Linked DNA regions of Homo sapiens: region 2 is linked to region 1. Evidence: chromatin contacts called from ENCODE Hi-C data. All regions are on one chromosome and are shown on one strand. Each heading gives the region's core, a stretch centred on a gene start or an enhancer-like site at or near the end of the contact. The rest is flanking DNA. Distances are from core to core; before and after follow the strand shown. Region 1 holds the start of TENM3 (teneurin transmembrane protein 3). Region 2 overlaps TENM3 (teneurin transmembrane protein 3).

Region 1 (5,727 bases), core at 590-3,089:
AATTGTGTCTTGTTCCCTGACACAGTCTTGGGAAACAAAGCCCATGGATTAAGTAAACTCACCCAATGATCCCATCCTGGGCAAAAAGAGAATGATTCCAGCATGCAGACCCTCAGTATTCCCATAGCAAGTGACCTCTGCCCATTAAACAAACAATAGCACAGCCTAACACTCGATTGTTTTGAATGTTTCTGAAGCCTTTGCTTCATTCCCAAAACACTAGAAAGTATCACTGCAGAGGATTAAAAGCATTCATTGATTATGGAATGTAGACATTACAATAAAAAGAGACTCTAGAAATTTAATTTTGTGAAGAAATGCAAGATTCTCATTAATTTAATTAGAACATAAATAACATCAAGCATAGCTAATAAAGTTCAACATGATTTGATTTGCATGAGGCTCTATTAATGTAAGAAGTAAAGTGATATTTGCAAACTCTCAGAAAGCTGGACAGTTGGAATGGTTTCCTAAACAGCTATCTATTAGGCTACACAAAACTTGGTTTTTCTTTCCATATGTTACACATCATGAGAATTACACAAATCTATGACAGGGACAAAAGTGTTCCTGGACCACTGGAGGGAAGAGCCTGGGAACTGAGGATTCCAGGAGACCCGTCTTCCTCTTCATATTCTCCTCTTGTCCATCAGTTTAGGAGCCAGGCTAAAGCTGAGGCATCTTAAAATTTCGGAATGGGAAGGAAAAATAACATTAGCTACCCTGGAGGCTGTGGAAATAAATGCATCTGAATGCAAAGGACAGTGACTTGCAGGCTGCCTGAGATCCAATAAAAGCCTCATCAGAAGTAGCTGTCAATCACTCTAACATGTATGGCTGGTTCCAATAATTCTACCAGTCAAGATAATAAAATTTCAGAACACTAAATCAGCTCACAGCAAACCAGTTAAAAATATTTTGTGATCGCCGTGACCACCATGGTGGTCTAATACCCTGGGTTATATGTTTTAATAGAAAACACAAATGAGGCCGGGCGCGGTGGCTCACGCCTGTAATCCCAGCACTTTGGGAGGCCGAGGCGGGCGGATCACGAGGTCAGGAGATCGAGACCATCCCGGCTAAAATGGTGAAACCCCGTCTCTACTAAAAATACAAAAAATTAGCCGGGCGTGGTGGCGGGCGCCTGTAGTCCCAGCTACTCGGGAGGCTGAGGCAGGAGAATGGCGTGAACCCGGGAGGCGGAGCTTGCAGTGAGCCGAGGTCACGCCACTGCACTCCAGCCTGGGCGACAGAGCGAGATTCCGTCTCAAAAAAAAAAAAAAAAAAAAAAAAAGAAAACACAAATGATTCCATTCTTGGAAGAGTCTATCAGTTAGCACTTTGAGAAGACAGTCAGCCCTGAGTGCCCTGCCTCTCTTTCATTTCCTTTCCTAAGTACTGGAACCTCAGTCACAAAAGAAAACCAATATTTAAGTCAACAGACATACATTTAAAATTATTTCGCTGATGTGACTATGAATTTTACTTATAAAACAAGGACGTGCTGAATAGTTCACAGTATTTTTGGTGTGTTCATTTCAAGCATCTTGAACTGCTCTTTTCCTCAGCTTCCGTGTCCCAACACTGCCCAGATTTGCCCTCTCCATCTTCAACTACTTTTTTCCAGTCTCCTTTTTAGACTTGTCTGCCCTCCCCAGTTTCCAATACCTCGATACTCTCTTCTCATCTTCTCCTCCTTTTCTTCTAGGCTGTCTCATCCGTGCCCTCAATTCCCACCTCTCTACAGATGACTCAGCAACTTACCTTTAGTTTATCCTTAGTTCAGACTTCTCCTCCAAGCTCCAGACCCATCTAAAAGCCTTCATGGCCAGGTGCGATGGCTCATGCCTGTAATCACAGCACTTTGAGAGGCCGAGGTGGGCGGATCACTTGAGGTCAGGAAATCATGACCAGCCTGGCCAACATGGTGAAACCCCGCCTCTACTAAAAATACAAAAATTATCTGGGCGTGGTGGTGCATGCCTGTAATCCCAGCTACTCAGGAGGCTGAGGCAGGGGAATTGCTTGAACCCGGGAGGTGGAAGTCTCAATGCGCCAAGATCACCCAACTGCACTCCAGCCTGAGCGACAAGAGCGAAACTCTGTCTCAAATAAATAAATAAATAAAAGCCTATGTGACATTTACCCTTAAGACATTCTAAACACATCTCCAATACATCTAAAGTTGAATTCATTGTAGCCTCTCTACCACATAGTCGCCCTGGAATGCTTCTAATCTCAGTGAATGACATCACCGCCCAATTATGCAAGTCAGAAACCTAGTGATTATCTTGCTTACCTCTCTCTTAGCCTCCGCTTCTAATACATTATCAACTCTTGTCAATTTTATTTCCATCTCTGATAAGCACTACCCACATACAGGCTACCATCATCTCTCATCTGAACCACCACGGTAGGAAGATCTAGGGTACAGTTCAGAGAAAGCAATCAGGCAGGAAAACCAGTAAGTTTTATTGTTTGAGACAGGGCCTCAGTCTGTCACCCAGGCTGGAGTGCACTGGCGCAATCTCAGCTCAATGCAACCTCGACTTCCCAGGCTCAGGTGATTCTCCCACCTCAGTCTCCCAGGTAGCTGGAACCACAGGCAAGTGCCACCACATCGGGTTAATTTTTGTATTTTTTGTAGAGACGGGTTTTCACCATGTTGCCCAGGCTGGTCTCAAACTCCTGGGCTCAAGCAATTCACCCACCTCAGCCTCCCAAAGGGCTGGGGTTATAAGCATGAGCCACCGTGCTGGGCCACCAAGAAGTTTTAAGAAGGCAAATTGACTGGATTAAGAAAATGTGGCACATATACACCATGGAATACTATGCAGTCATAAAAAAGGATGAGTTCATGTCCTTTGTAGGGATGTGGATGAAGCTGGAAACCATCATTCTCAGCAAACTATTGCAAGGAAAAAAAAACAAACACCGCATGTTCTCACTCATAGGTGGGAACTGAACAATGAGAACACTTGGACACAGGAAGGGGAACATTACACACCGGGGCCTGTCATGGGGTGGGGGAAGTGGGGAGGGATAGCATTAGGAGATATACCTAATGTAAATGACGAGTTATTGGGTGCAGCACACCAACATGGCACATGTATATATATGTAACAAACCTGCACCTTGTGCACATGTATATATATGTAACAAACCTGCACCTTGTGCACATGTACCCTAGAACTTAAAGTAAAATAAAAAAAAAAAAAGAGAGAGGAAAAAAAAAAAGAAGGCAAATTGGTGGAAAAGGCATGTGGCTGACAGTGGAGAAAACAGATGAGAGCAAAACTGAAAAGGGTCCACTGGCTTCAGGAATAAAGAGGTTATTTGTGACCACGGAGAGTCATTTCAGTGGAGAAGCGTTTTTAAAAGAACGGTCAAGCCTTGTGCATTTTACCTGTCTGGAAAAAGAAAGGGAAAAGGAAAGCCGGGCCCAGTGGCTCATGCCTGTAATCCCAGCACTTTGGGAGGCCGAGGCAGGTGGATCACGAGGTCAGGAGTTCAAGACCAGCCTGACCAACATGGGAAAACCCGTCTCTACTAAAAATACAAAAATTAGCTGGGCATGGTGGCACATGCCTGTAGTCCCAGCTACTCAGGAGGCTGAGGCAGGAGGCCTGAACCTGAGAGGCGGAGGTTGCAGTGAGCCAAGATCGCAGCATAGCAACAGAGCAACAGAGTAAGACTCCGCCTCACAAAAAAAAAAAAAAAAAGAAAGAAAAAAGAAAGGGAAAAGGAAGCGACTGAAGATAGGAGAATGTGGAAAAAAATTAATGGAGCCAAGGATCCAGAGGAAGCAGAGGGGAATGCCACACAGGGCCCAGGTAGAGGGGGCACCACTGAACAGAAGAAGGGATGAAGGCATGTCTTTTTTGTTAGAGAAAAACAGAGAACATGTGTGTTGACCTCTCATTATTGAATGAATCAGAAGAAAGCATTGTCAGAAATGGAGGTGAAAACTGTTGTTACAAGAGAACAAAGTATTGGGATAGTAATTGATTAAATGAACATTTATTAAGTGCCCAGAAGCTGAGCTCTGGGAAGCCAATGGTAAACCAGAGAGAAGCTATAACGATTCACATGAAAATCCCAACTCTGCAAGGAATGAAATTTCAGCACGAGTGTTAAACTGTCAAGAATGGGAGCAGATTAAGGGGACCATGTGGAAAAAAATCTTCAAGCCCGATGACAAAAGCCTCAAAGATGCAAGCAGGCATCCTTGAGGCTGTAGGTGGTGATGAGAAGCGGGCTTCAGAGAAGGAGGAAATACTGAGTGAAGGTCAGTGGAGCGGGAAAGAGAGGCAGTGAAAATGCCATCCTGCCCAGGGGCCTCAGAGGCCAGATCTGAGGGGACATAGCAGGCTGGTCTCAAAGCCCTGTAATACAGTAATCCTATGACAAACAGGCAAAACAGCAGCCTCTGGAGCTGCATTCCATCCCAGGCCCTTACTGTCTCCCTGCTCCAGGCTCTCTGGGTGGACAGAAGACCTCCCAGGCTGTGTCCATGGGGAATGGCACCATGAGGAACACCCTGCTAGATCCTGCCTTTCCCTGCTCTCGTGGGCTGCAGGGCCGGGACTCGCAGGGAGAATTGCCAGGCTCTGATGGTAATCACCCACATGCTCAAAGTGCACGCAAGATAACTTGAAGAAAAGTCAGGCATTTTCACTCTGAGATCAGCATGCTGATGACACATGGTCTACATCTCCCCTTTTATCTCTAATCCTGACACCACAGTTTCACAACGTATTCAGCATCTGAGGAGCCTAACAGGGGACTGGGATCAAAGTGAGCCAGAAAAAGATTAATCCCGATAAGACAGAGGTTATGATGATAGCCGGGAGAAAATATTTAAAGAATGTGGGGAGCGCTCTTCTGTGTCTCTCGTAGGAACGTGTCTCTCTCCTACTTGCTGGGTCACTTCTGGCATTCCGTTGATCTCAGTGGACGTCCATGACAAGACAAGCCCAACACAAGCAGGCCTATTTATGGTTCCCAAACTCAGAGTCAGTGACAGACTAAATAGGCTCTGACTCTCGCTCTGAAATATCCGGGTGGCTGTGGCTAACCAGGGTCTTCATAAATCATGAGTTTAATTAAGGCAACAGCCAATATCCACTTTTTCTCCCCATAGAAGTTCCCCCACTGCAGTCATCAGCAAAGCAAAAAATGCTGCTTAACTTTCCCCCAGTTTCACTACTCTACAACTGTTATTACAGTATTGTTTTTTTCCCAGCCATTTTAATTAATGTTGTTTTGTGAAATTTCTTCCTGAATCTATTTCTCTGAGAAGTTTAATTTTAGAAAACCAAAGTGTCAAATGATCTAGCATTAATTACCCTATTTTTACACTTTGAAAATAGCAAACTACTAATCAATTTTTGTTTCTTCTTTATAATCAGATAGGTGTAATGATTTTTTTCCAGTAAAGCTTTTTTTGCGATTATTTGGGATACAGTATTACTATAAGCAACAAATATTAGATATTATTGTCCTTCCTTCTTATTTCATTTGAAGTATCCATAGTGGTATTTTCTCCCTACCCTGTCTCCGCCCCTATTTGGTTTGAAATCTTTTCTAACTAGACCTCTTTCAAGAAGGAAACTCTATAAAACTAAATCATCTTTTTCCTGCAAGATAACCTGAACTCTTGAAGAATCCACTTATTTGTATGACAATGTCAAAGTTTTTGCAGCATGCTAAATGTTAGACTGTAGT
Region 2 (6,102 bases), core at 1,017-3,516, 560 kb before region 1:
GTGGTAGCCTTGATATCACCATGGGCTCTTTCTTCTAGCTTTTTCTGTCCACACACATACACATGCACACACACATGCACAAACACACATGCACACACACGCACATGCACACATGCACACATGCCTGCACACACGCACATGCACACACATGCGTGCACATGCACACACCCACAGCACGTGCACACATATGCAAACACACACATACACATACGTGCACACTCACATGCATACACTCACACATGCACACACACGTTATGTACACACATCCACACACGCACACCCCCACATGCACACGTGCACACATACGCAAACACACATACACATACGTGCACACTCACATGCATACACTCACACATGTGCGCGCACATTACGTACTCACATCCACACGCACACACCCACCCACATGTGCGTGCACACACACATACACAAAGGCACACATACACGTGTGCACACTCACATGCATATACTCACACACGTGCACACACCCCACACATATGCACACGCACACACACACAGAAATGCACACATACACGCACTTGCAGGCACACACGCACATGCACACACACATGCACACATGCGTACACAGATGCGTGTGTGTGTGCACACACATGCAGCGTCTTGGCACGGGAAGTGGGGAGGGGCGGCTGGGGACCAAGGTCTGGGTTCACTGTAAAGATGGGGAAACCAAGGCGCAGAGGCCAGTGGTCATCTCCGTCTCGGCAGAGCCAGCCTGAGGGGGTCTCCCACGCTGGGCTCCTCCCGGCTTCGCTGCTTCTCCAGGGAGTTGCTAAGTGTGATTAACTGGAGCACTAATTGGCAGAGGCCGCAGAAAGAGCCTGAGTGGTGGCGAGGCGAGTCCTGTTGCCCTTTGATTTACAAGAGCCCGGGAGCCTGCCGTCCGCCGTGTAACAGGCGCGAGAGGAACCGGCAGGCAGCCGCCTCGGAAAAGGCCAGAGCCTGGCTCCGGCGCCTCTCGCAGGCAGCGCCATGGGGTGGCGGAGTGGGAGCCAGGGCGAGGGACTCAGGTCGGGAGCAGATGCATGGGGCCTCCCGATCTGGGACTGCCAGCCTGTGCTTACGACCCAAGAACTTGTGTTTAGGACCGGGTTCCCGAGCAGCCCCAGAGCCAGACAGAGTTGTCACAGCAGGCGAGGCGCTCGCTGCTGCCGGTGGAGAGCCCCTGCCTCTGGCTTCGGCAGAGGCCCAGGGCGGGAAGCAACCTGGCTGAAGGCCACAGGCGGTGGGGGCAGCATCCGCAAACCCGGGGCTCCAGACCTGGTGCAATATTTCTCCTAGTGCCACAGCCCACAGCCTCCTTGGTGATATATGTGTGTGTGTGTGTGTGTGTGTGTGTGTGTCTGTGTGTGTGTGTGTGTGTGACAGAGAGAGAGAGAGAGACAGATATCTCACTCCGGGCCTCCTGGTCATCCCGGCTCCCAGTGGGCAGGGGAGCGCTTTGCCCTCCTGGTGAGTGGGGAGGAACGAACTGGGCATGGGCACGCTGGGCTCCAGCTCAGGGAGCAGGGCCTCTCCCGTCATCCTGCCACTGCTGCCAGCGCCTGGCTGATCTATCTTGGTGTCCCGTTAGTGGCCCTTTGGGATTTCCCATGCAGCTGTGCCTGCTGCTTCCCAACCCGGCCTTTATCTAGGTGATATTTTGGCTTTCCTGAGCCATCTCCGGCCTTACTCATTTCAGCGAGAACCCGGGTAGGAAAAAGGGCCTATATATTGGCCTCCCAAAATGCCAGCGGGCTCACTCACGGCCGGTTTCTGAAGGCAGGACACCAGCAAACAGGCTGCTATATGAGATTAGCATCCATTGGCTTCTCTGGGCGACAACCCAGGGGCAAAAGGTTGAATCCCTCCCCACTTCTGCGCCGCGGTGGCTTTCGTGGCTGCCGCAGGCTTGGGTAGAGGAGGGAGACTGGATGTCACCGCTGCAGGGAGGCCAGGCCGAGGCGGCTGGGGAGCTGCGGGGAAGCGGGAGGGGGGGCGGCTTTCGCTCTTCCAGGCTGTCACTCCAGCACGTTCCGTGAGAGCCCAGCTCCCTCAGAAATAAAAATGCCACTCTGAATTTAAGTGATCCGTTCTTCCGGGACATTCTTTCCAGCGACAGGACTGTTAACATGAAAAGTAAAAGGGAAACAATATGATAGTTCAGAAATCACTGTTTTCAGGCGCTGCGGAACTCAGCCCGCGGACGATTCCCGGGAGGAAGGGCCTTATTTCGATCTGTGAGTGAGAGCAACGCGGCATGACAGTGTCTGCTCGACGTGCAGGGAAATCTTACCCGAGCCACTTTGGCAGGGCCCAGGCCTCGGTGCGGCGGTGCTGAAGCAGAAGTCTCCGCTTTAAGTGTGAAACTCGGAGGGCAGAGCAGAGGTGGGGAAGAGAGGGTCAGAGAGCCGGCCCCGCCGCGGTTGGGGTGGAGAGTGGCGAGCGGCGAGCGGCGGCGCCTTCTCTTCGGTTTCACCTCGGTTTCTGGCCCGGGAACTGCCCTTTTGGCGTGCAGGACTTTCCCTACCACAGCCGCGCGTCACTAGGGGGCGCCGGAGCCCTTCCTGAAATCGCCGCCATCCCCTGCAGGGCCCGCCCGGGGATGCAGGAGGGGGCGTCCCAGGACCCCTGCCCACGGGGCCGCCGGATGTTGGGACGGCTTTTCCATGTCCGCAGAAGCCGAGTCCCAGGAACCCCAGGGGAAGGCCAGAGGGAAGCCCCAGATGAGGGAGGACTCAGGGAAGGGTGTCGTCTTCCTCTCGCTACCTCCCGTTCTCTGCCTTGGGTCACCTCTGTGTTCTGCAGTGACCTGTCACCTGTCAATGCTCCAGACTGAAGTTAAACGCCAGGCTTGATTTTTTTTTTTTTTTTTTTTTTTTGAGCTTGGAAATCATGTCATAGCTGAATAAAGATATTTTACAATCTGCTTGTTCGTTACCTTTTGTCAATAAATTAAGAAACTGGGGATGACAGACTGGCTCTAGGTCCTTTTGAGATCCTGAGTCATCAACGTCGCCCTGGCCCACCGAGGGAGCCCTATGGCATTCCTTCCAAGCCTTAAAGGACAGAGAGGGTTAGATTCAACCTGACCCATTGCAACGAGAGAGAGCGAGAGAGAGAGAGAGAGAGAGCGAGCATCGTGGATGCAAAGATAGTTCTGGGGACGATTTTTGCAGAATTTTCTCTGGAACAGGCAGACTAGACTTTCCCTAGTGTTCGTGTGGGAGGAAGGTGTGGGATGGGGCAGTCTCCAGCCTACGGTCATTAACCACGGTGCAGAAGAACTCCAGGTTGAAGAGAGCCTGGTGAGCCTCCTCACCGACCTCCACTGAGCGCCCCATTTTCAGCCTTTCAGTCACGCCCGAGAATTTGTCATTTTAAGTCCTTGGGCATTTATGCTCCCCGCACTCTCCCCTGATAGAGTTCACTTGTGAACATTTTTAAAAATTCATTTTGACCCAGCGGACCGCTTGTAAATCCTGACAGTTGTGTGCAGCGAGCTATGCCATAGAGAAATGGCCGCTGTGGCTGGAATTCAGGAAATCTCTGCACACAGGTGGAAGAACGAGATTTCCCTGCATAATACAGGATGAATGCCTGTGGCCAGGGCTAAGCGTAGCTCACAATTCACCCTGTAAGCAGGGGGACTGTTACCAAGCCAGTCTCTTGCCCTAAAAGTGACAATTTATGCTTCTAATTTTAATTTTCCTGAGCTTAGATCCCAGAAGGATTTATTAAATTTGCTTTGAGGAACCCATTAACTCTAAACTGAATAATGATGTTACTCTAGGCTTAGAATCGGTTGATAGTAAATTCTCTATCCACGGGACTCTAGGAATCCCGTATTCCTCCACGACAGGATTCTAAGTCGGTTCATAAATGAAAAGGTTTACTCAATTTACCTAAAAGTTATTAGTAATTAACTAACATCAAGAGACCATTGCTTGCAGGGGTGGTGAACAGCAAATGAGAAGTCTGGCAAACAGAGGACATTCATTATGTGGCTTAAATGAGAAGGTAGAAAATTCAAATGGCTTATCAGTACCTGTTTGGTACTCTGGCTTAACTCTGTGGTTAAAATGGGTGATAATGAGTTATAACTCATTTTTATTTTATTTTTTCATGGGTCTAGTAGGATGTTCAAAGCCAGATGAATAACTTATGGAAAATCTAGGTAAACAGCCCAATGGTCTTTCTTTTGGAAATGATGGAGAGTCAAACTTGGCTTACCTACACAGAAGGGCGTGAGGAGCTAGAAATACTGGCAGGCAGAGGGGGCACTCAAGGCATCTGTTTTGTTTAGTGTCGGCGGATCGTTATAGAATGAAAAATGCTAGTCCTGGCTGTAAATGATGGCAGCTTTGGAAAGATCAAGTGCCCATGGGAAGGGGGGCGGTAAGGAGTATTTGCGGTATCTTCCCGGGGAGCGTTATGAGGAGGCTGTGATGTAGTGGAGGGTACTAGCAAAGGGAATCTCTGCTCACCTTAACTTAAGCCACTTCTGTGAACTTGGACAACTCATTTCTGTAATTCCATTCCACCTCCAGCTTCTGGAATGGGGATGCATTTTGTGGACTGGGATGCTGGAATCAGATCACTCCTTGAAGGAAAGTGGGAGGAAATTTGGGTATCTATGGAAGGGTGAGATCTTAATATGTTGCCCTTCGAGGCTTCCCAGGGGCAGACTCACCCCACTCTGCTGGAGATCAAATGATACCCACCCCGCCCCGGCCAGATGGGTGGTGGCAGTTCTTGGTCCAGGTGGACCTTGTCCTCCTCTGTACAACAGCAAGCGAGCGGCTGTGAGCACTGCCCGGGTGGTTTTACCCAGACAGAACATGATGTGGATCAGTGCCTTCTGGCTTCCTCTCTTGAATCCCTCCTTTCCAAAAGCACCTCGGACAGCTGATTTGCTGTCAGCAGGCGAGAGAAACAACTGCATTCAGGAGTAGCCCAGGGCAAAAGGAGAAAGAAAAGATGGTGAACGGAGTGAAGAGTGGGCACGGATAGGGAAAGCATCAACGGCATTCTTTCATTAAAAAACTTTTTTTTTTTTTTTTTTTAAGAGACTGGGTCTTGTGTCGCTCAGGCCGGAGAGCAGTGCTGCGATCATAGCTCGTTGTAACCTCCAGCTCCTCTCCTCATCTTTTCAAGCGCTTGAGGACTGGTCCTGATTTTGAAGTACTTACAGTCAGGTGCTGCCCTTCTGTTGCGGTCTGGCAGTTAGAACCCCATGCAACTGTTAGGATATGTGTGGTGAATGTAAAGACAAATTTCACGGGATGTGGCAGCAGCATATCCCATATTCAGATTATTTTTTCTAAGGTATAATTTTTACCGGCACCATTTTTATTTGCATTTGTTCAGACATTACTTTTAAGGAAAAGACTGTAGAGAAGGAAAGCAGTACTTCGCCTGTTTTTCTGGAATTCCGTTTTGATCATGTTAAAGTCTAATTCGAGGAGAAGAAAACAGACCAGTTTGCCAAGTGGAATGACCTGATTCTTGCTGGATCAACACGTTATGCAGTTGAGGTTGTCACTAGAAAGCAAGTGTGATGAAGTCTGCCTCTTCCGACTAAAATCAAAGCCCTGGCCTGCCGGCCAGAATTGCTGAACTAAGCATCTTCTAATCAGCCGGTCTATATGTAGATTTAGACATCTCCAGGAGGCTGCAAGCCTACCAGGCCCAAACTGATTATTCTAATCAAGTGTTTTAATTAAGCACACTTATTGCCAGGATCACAGGAATGAGGCCTGCTCTCAAGTAGTAATGGGTGGTATTTTTGTAAACTCTTCTTTACAGTTAGCGTGTTTGGCTTTGTGGGGGTGTGTTTACTGTTTTTCTAAAGTAGGCCATGGGAGAGTCCCCTGTGAAGTTCACTCTGCTGAGCCAGCAGTCTGGCCAATGGACAAAAAAAAAAAAAAAAAAGATACTACCAACTGGGTTGCAGATGAATCAATTCCCCAACAACTGCATCTATTTGCGTCCTCCACGTTAAACACAAAAGCAATGCTGGCTAGCCCAAGACTTGAAAAAATATAAAAACACACACACATTGGGTTGGCTTTTATTGGAATGCCTAGGTGCAATCTATAGTCATCA

The links. Hi-C counts contacts between places; a loop is a spot of excess contacts on that map. Pooled maps may share reads with other maps.
Region 2: a map of mammary epithelial cell shows a loop between it and region 1 (6-fold over the local background). The contact joins the enhancer-like site here to the promoter of TENM3 in region 1. A Hi-C loop is called at or near these places in 3 of 168 maps with a recorded cell type or tissue (chondrocyte, mammary epithelial cell and prostate gland) and 5 of 50 pooled maps.

The regions. Positions count from the first base shown.
Region 1 is chr4:182,239,514-182,245,240 of GRCh38, reverse strand. It overlaps TENM3 (teneurin transmembrane protein 3), which reads right to left and starts at 1,839. Exons shown (of 28, transcript NM_001080477.4): 1 at 1,765-1,839.
Region 2 is chr4:182,802,974-182,809,075 of GRCh38, reverse strand. TENM3 (teneurin transmembrane protein 3) reads right to left here. Exons shown (of 28, transcript NM_001080477.4): 28 at 6,052-6,102. Among named protein-coding and RNA genes, the nearest start is that of DCTD, 110 kb to the left of the region's middle. RefSeq lists enhancers at 1-376, 505-1,443, 5,096-5,265 and silencers at 2,523-2,572, 2,593-2,682. Within about 2 kb of position 2,266, at least 5 of the 41 ENCODE cell types and tissues checked have a DNase peak (open chromatin) inside an H3K27ac peak, as active enhancers do.